Linked DNA regions of Mus musculus: region 1 is linked to region 2. A link is a contact called in ENCODE POLR2A ChIA-PET data. All regions are on one chromosome and are shown on one strand. Each heading gives the region's core, a stretch centred on a gene start or an enhancer-like site at or near the end of the contact. The rest is flanking DNA. Distances are from core to core; before and after follow the strand shown. Region 1 holds the start of Cnot1 (CCR4-NOT transcription complex, subunit 1). Region 2 holds the start of Setd6 (SET domain containing 6).

Region 1 (3,154 bases), core at 332-2,831, 92 kb after region 2:
CTGCTTGCTATCATCAGGTCTTCCTGCCATGGGACAACCATCTGTAATGTCCTCACACAGCACTGAAAACAGGTCCCATTTCTACCTCCACCATTTTCACACATGTATACTACTTTTCCAAAGAGAGGTCAGGAGGGAAATGCTGGTATTTTCTCTAATAAGCAGTACACCCACTCAATTATTGGCTGATTGTTGTTGGGTTCCCCCCCCTCTCCATTGTAATCACAAGGGACCGAACTGCAACAAAACCGGAAAACTCAAGTACTGTTACTCGGTTTTGAATAGAGAGGAAAAAGAAGTATATAGGCCCCAAAGAAACTCGACATCTGGGGCTAGAGCTCACTGATACAAGGCCTGCCTGGATTAAATGTCCACGGAAGGTGGGACTGTAATATTTGTCGAGGTGACTTCTGGGGAACGTTTACCTCTCATGAAGCTTAATTTTCCATACAACACTTTGAAAAGCACTTCTTTTCAAAACCTACAAAGCACTCCTCCTGCAAGTAATGTCTGTGAGCACAGGTGGGTGAGCTCCCTCCCGGACCTGGTGGCATGGCCAAATGTGTTTGCTTATTAGCCTTAGGCTTAACCTAAGATCTCTCCAAGATCTGCACCAAATCAAGACCCACAAGCATTCTGCTCACTGGTGGGCATCTGCCGGTAGTTGCCGGTTGGAGGGTTGGGGGCGTTGGGACAGGCAGAACCAACACTACCAACCGCACAGGGACCTAGGTGACTTAAGTTGGGGGGCTATCGACTTGTTAGAAAGTGCGAGCGCCGGGGCGCGCGAGTGGAACAAAAAACCTGTAGCGAGAAGGGTAACACGGAAGTGCTCACTCCCGCCCGCCCGCCCCTCCCACCGCCAAGCAGCCAAAAGCGAGGGGCTTGACAACGTGCTGGGGGGCGCAGGAGGGGAGGGAGTCCCCGGAAAGCGCTACGAATCGGCAGCAACTCCAAACCCGCCCCCTGGCCCGCCCGCCCAGCGAGGAACCTAGGTAGGCCGCGGGCGCCCGCGCCCATAGCCCCCCATCCGGGAGCCCGGGAGGAAAGGGACAGTTGAGGAGCTCGTGCGCTCCGAGGAGGCTGCAGCCCTGCGCGCGCGGCGAGCCGAGGCCCTGGGATCCGAACTGCCACCTCCGCCGCCGCCATCCTCGAAGCCTCCAGGCAAGGCCTCCAGGCCGAGCCGCTCCGGAGCTGCTCACCCGCGCCCGGGCGCTCCGAATCCAGGAACGTGAGCCCCCGGTCTCCCTTCTCCAAGAGAGCAAAGCCGCCGCGAGCGGGCCGAGTCCGTCCCCTCCCGCCTTGGCTCCACGTCTCCGGCTCGCCTGCCCGAGTCCCGACGCCCCGGGAAAAGGCTTCCAGGGTCCCCAGTCCACCCCACCCCCGGTACCGCTCCCACCCGGACCCGCGTCCCGAGCTTGACACTCCCAGCCTCCGCCACCTCCAACCGCAGCCCCAGCCCGCCTCACCTCAGTCGGCTCCCGCAGCGCTGGACACAGGAAACTCCTGGGTCCTCGACTCCGGCTCTCCTCGACCCCCCTCTTCGGTTAACTCCGCTTGTTTTCTCGACAAAATGGCGCCCGAGGTCGCGCGCTCACGTCGCGGCCTTTCCCCTCCCAGTTCCCATTTCACCATTCGCTGCCCGCTTTGGCGGAGGGATGGCCCTAGCGCCCAGCCAATGGCCGCGCGCTGACCGCAACGGCGGTCCAATCGCCGATGGGTACCCGCGGATTTAAACCAATCACACACTAATCACTCGCAGAAGTCGAGGAAGAAACCAGGCTCCTGCTAGCAACCACCAATCCAGACTCCTAGTTTGCGGGGCTCAGGCCAATTGCCGCTCATCAGCCCTGGGACTGGGTCCGAGTCTGGGCGCCTGCGCACCCGGGTGTAAGCCAATGGTTAGACGTTGGGAACTTCGATTTGGGACTCGAAGACATAAGCCTTCGAGGTGTTCGACCTATGGGGACTGGCTGGTCATTGCCTCCGGGAAACAAAAAAATACGGAAGGGAGCTCGTTAATGCATTGCCACCCTGCGCACAAACTACTCTAACTTAGAGACAGGGTGATGCTCGTCTACTTTCCTTCGTCTTTCGAAATGTCACGGTCCGAGAGGCTGTGCGGGTTCCCAGCGGAAGCATTGTCCACCCCTCGGATCTCTTTAGCAAGGAGCACCAGTCATCAGAAGGCGTCAGACGCGGGGCAAAGTTGAGGTCCTTTGCATCCTGGGTTATGTAGTCGCACGCCCCGCCTATTCCTGTCGCAAAAGTAACGTGGTCTCTTCCATCACTGTCTGCGCCCTAGAGCAGCAATGCATGCTGGAGAATGTAGTCTCCCAGATGCCCACCTAATCCTGGCTCTTTTAAAGTTTGTTTTCCATTTGTCTTTTGAAGCAGGGACGCTTTGCAGAGATATAGAAACAGAAGTTCTCCTCCTGCTCTTGGCTATTCTCAAGGATGCCAATGCCTTTTGCTTCTTGGATAAAAGGCTACGTTATCCACTGTGTCCTCCTATCTTTTAGACTTTTTGTTTGAGTTTTGAAACAAGGTCTCTTTCAGTTAACCCAACTGTAGTCCAGGCTGGCCTGAAACATACTAAGAAGCATAAATTGACCTTGAGCTCCTTGCAATCTTCCAAAATACTGAGATGATAATAGACGTAACCTCTCATACCAGTACTATTTGAACTTTAAAGAGATGTGTTAAAGACTTTTATTACTTATTTTACGTGTACAGGCGTTTGCTTGCATGTAAATCTATGCACCATGCATGTACAATGTCCTCAGAGGTCAGAAGAGGATGCCCGTCCCTCTGGAAGTGAACGGTTGTGAGCCACTGGGTGGGTCCTCTGGAAAAGCAGCCAGCTCTTGTAATCTCTGTGCCATCTTTCCAACCCCTAGATGAAAAAAAAAAAGTGTCTGAGTGCTTGCCTATATATATGTTCACCTAGAGAGTGTGGACCTGGTACCCAGGAAGGCATTGGATGCCCCGGGACTGAGATGAGAGTCTCAGCAGTAAAGTTGTAAGCTGCTCTATGAGTGCTGGAAACCCACCCCTGCACCTCTGCAAAAACAGCTCCTCTCCAGCCCCCATCTTGAACTTTTTTTATCAATGTTTTATTTGTGCAATTTAGCAATATGGGGGTTGTTTCGTT
Region 2 (3,219 bases), core at 184-2,683:
GTGGCACATGCCGCCCCTTTCTGTAACTGTAAGCCATTTCTAGACTGCTCTGGAGTCCAGTGGAGTGTTTCCTATCCCCGGTTCAGTTCACTCACGTGCTTCCGTGAATACTGAATGTGACTGTTTAGAGGTGGTAGAACTAATCCCTTACTGTAGATAGCACTCCAAGTATTGGACATCTTTTTGCTGTGTTCTTAAGATATCTATAAATACCTATACATTATATATATATATATATGTATGTATATCAGGTCCTCCTTCCTGTATGTGGTTTCCCATTGGTAGTTGTCTTCTCTTTGGTCAAGATGAACTTTTAATGGAGTTCATTATTTTCCTCTCTGTACAAAGTTAAGAGCCTAATTTTGTGTATTCTGTTTGGTGGCTGATAAAGAGACTTTGAGATTACAAAATGCAAAACAAAAATCCTTGATATAGAAAGTTAACTGTGCAGAAAAACTAATAAAGAAATTAAGTCTACGTGTGTCGTGTTTCCTATCACAGGGAAGGCTCAACTGTTTAGGCTGCCTGGCTGCCCCAGGGCGCTGATAGTTGGAGGATAGTGCCTGTTAGACACATTTGGTTGGGGGAGGGTTGAGCAATCTTTCTGTAGCCCAGGCTGGTCTTGAATACTCAGCAATCCTACTTCAGCGTCATGGGTGTTAGAATTATGTAGGCCACCCTGCTTAATTTTTTTTTTCCTCTTAGGGTGATAAGAGATTGAACCAGGGTGTTTATACATGATGGTCAAGGTTCTACCAAGCGGCTATATACTCTGACTGAGATATAATTTTACCAGTCCTGATACTAACTCTATTTCACAGCTGAGCAGAAAGTTTAGCCAGCAAGAAAGACCGCTTCAAAGCAAGGGCACAACACTATTTGCTTGGTTTTAGTTGTTTTGGGACATGGTGTCACTCTGTTGTCTGGCTTGCCAGAAACTCCCAGTAAACCACAAACCCCCCTCAACCTTCCAGGTACTGAAACTAAACTACTGAATTCTCCATGTTACCGTTTGTGCTATCATTCATTCACCTTATATTACTTCCAGCGTCTCTCTCTGTCTCTCTCTGTCTTCTCTCTCTGTCTCTCTCTTCTCTCTCTTTTCTCTTCTCTCTCCTCTCTGTCTCTGTCTCTCGTCTGTCTGTCTGTCTCGTGCGTATGTGTGTGTGTAATGTGGAAACCCTTAAGGCCACTTCAAACCCAGGTGTAAACGGACTAATCAATCAGTCAGTGAAATGATGGTTAATCACTAACCATCAGTCGGTCACTACGGCATACTAGCCCAGCCTCCACAGAGGAAGAAACTGTTTTGTCCCTGCACGCCGCTCTCCGGGACACGGCCAGAACTAGGGTGGAGGCCGGTGCGCACGCGCACGCGCGATTCCTAAACCGGAGCGGTTTAGTAGAAACGCCCAGCTCCGCCCCGGAAGCGCAGTGAGGACCCGGCTGCTCGCAGCATGGCGGCCCCCGCCAAGCGCGCGCGGGTAAGTGGCGGGTCGCCCCTCGTCGCGCCCTGTCCCTCCCCGAGAGCTGCCCGCGCGCCCCTGCCGCTCCCTGCGGGGTCCAGCGGCGGCGAGCCCGAGGGCGACGCGGTGGCCGGCTTCCTGCGCTGGTGCAGGCGAGTGGGGCTGGAGCTGAGTCCTAAGGTGACGGTGAGCCGGCAGGGCACGGTGGCCGGCTATGGCATGGTGGCGCGGGAGAGCGTGCGGGCCGGGGAGCTCCTTTTCGCAGTGCCGCGGTCCGCGCTTCTGTCCCCCCACACCTGTTCCATCAGCGGCCTGCTGGAGCGAGGTGGGTAAGGAAGGGGCAGGGGGACCAGCTCGGAGGCTGGCAAGGGAGTGGCGCTTGGACGTTCACCTGGTGTCTTCCCTAGAGCGAGGCGCGCTGCAGAGCCTGTCTGGGTGGGTGCCGCTGCTGCTGGCGCTGCTCCACGAGCTCCAGGCCCCAGCATCACCCTGGAGCCCTTACTTCGCGCTCTGGCCAGAGCTGGGGCGTTTGGAGCATCCCATGTTTTGGTGAGAGCCGAGGGAAGGGCCGGGAAGAACCTGTTGCAGTTTCTTTGCTCTGGGACTGGGCACCTGCTGCATGAGAAGGCTGCGAAGGGCTCCGGGTGGGCTGTCCTTGCAGGCCGGAGGAAGAGCGGTTGCGACTCCTAAAGGGTACAGGTGTCCCCGAAGCCGTGGAGAAGGATTTGGTGAACATCCGTAGCGAATACTATTCCATCGTCCTGCCCTTCATGGAGGCTCACTCGGATCTCTTCAGCCCCTCTGTTCGCTCCCTGGAACTCTATCAGCAGCTCGTGGCCCTCGTGATGGCTTATAGGTCAGTGATTAAAGCCTAGAGGAGCAGACCCTCATCTTTGAGAGGGAAGGTGGGAAAGAACAGTGAACTCCAGGTCCCTCACCCGAGACTGGGCCTTAGCTGAGTTCTCTCTGCGGCAGCTTTCAAGAACCGCTGGAGGAAGATGATGATGAAAAGGAGCCCAACTCACCCTTGATGGTGCCTGCTGCAGACATACTAAACCACATAGCCAATCATAATGCCAATCTAGAGTACTCGGCAGTGAGTGGACCCCTATCCCTGGTCAGGTGGTGTGCATTACAAATCAAATCACTGGGCTCCAGTTTCCTACTAATCGTGAAAATGCGGTGAGACTAGCTACTCTCCGGTGTACTTTTGATATCAACTGAGATGGTGTGGACACACCCTAAGTCCACCAGAATAGCTGCCTGCTCTGCCAAGTCACCTCAGGCCCTGTGGAGAGCATTAACAGCAGTTCAGTGCTATTAGGAGGTGGGATGTTTATGGGCCAGAGGCATAGTAAGAAAGGCCCCACTTTAGTGTTGATTCTGTAGGAAAACTTGAGCAGACAGACGTCTATGTAATGTAAATATTGGCAGCGTCTTAACACCTGTAATCTTAGGAGGCTGAGGCAGGATCCAAGGTTCCAGGCCCATAGCTTCCAGTTTTCGTCTATACATGTCAAACTTTGCTCTCCAGTGTAAGCAGATGTGACTTTCACTTATTCTTTACCTCCGTTGCTATTTTGACATGAGGATTAACTTGTTCTGTTTTTGAGACAGGTGTGTATGTATGTGTGTGTATGTATGTATGTATGTATGTATGTATGTATGTGTATGTGTATATATATATATATATATATATATATAGCTAGCCCAAGACTCAAGAGTTTTGTCTCCTGAGCACTGAGTGTTTATC

Evidence for each region. ChIA-PET counts read pairs that join two places held with the same protein, here RNA polymerase II (POLR2A).
Region 1: POLR2A ChIA-PET joins it to region 2 with 12 read pairs in Patski. The contact joins the promoter of Cnot1 here to the promoter of Setd6 in region 2. POLR2A ChIA-PET finds 5 or more read pairs at or near these places in 3 of 5 experiments (Patski and embryonic stem cell).

The regions. Positions count from the first base shown.
Region 1 is chr8:95,805,864-95,809,017 of GRCm38, forward strand. It overlaps Cnot1 (CCR4-NOT transcription complex, subunit 1), which reads right to left and starts at 1,582. Exons shown (of 49, transcript NM_001372353.1): 1 at 1,470-1,582. 4930513N10Rik (RIKEN cDNA 4930513N10 gene) reads left to right here and starts at 967. Exons shown (of 4, transcript NR_015574.3): 1 at 967-3,154.
Region 2 is chr8:95,714,480-95,717,698 of GRCm38, forward strand. Setd6 (SET domain containing 6) reads left to right here and starts at 1,434. Exons shown (of 7, transcript NM_001035123.4): 1 at 1,434-1,791; 2 at 1,874-2,015; 3 at 2,128-2,322; 4 at 2,442-2,562. The coding sequence starts at 1,458. It overlaps Ndrg4 (N-myc downstream regulated gene 4), which reads left to right. Exons shown (of 17, transcript NM_001372423.1): 17 at 1-477.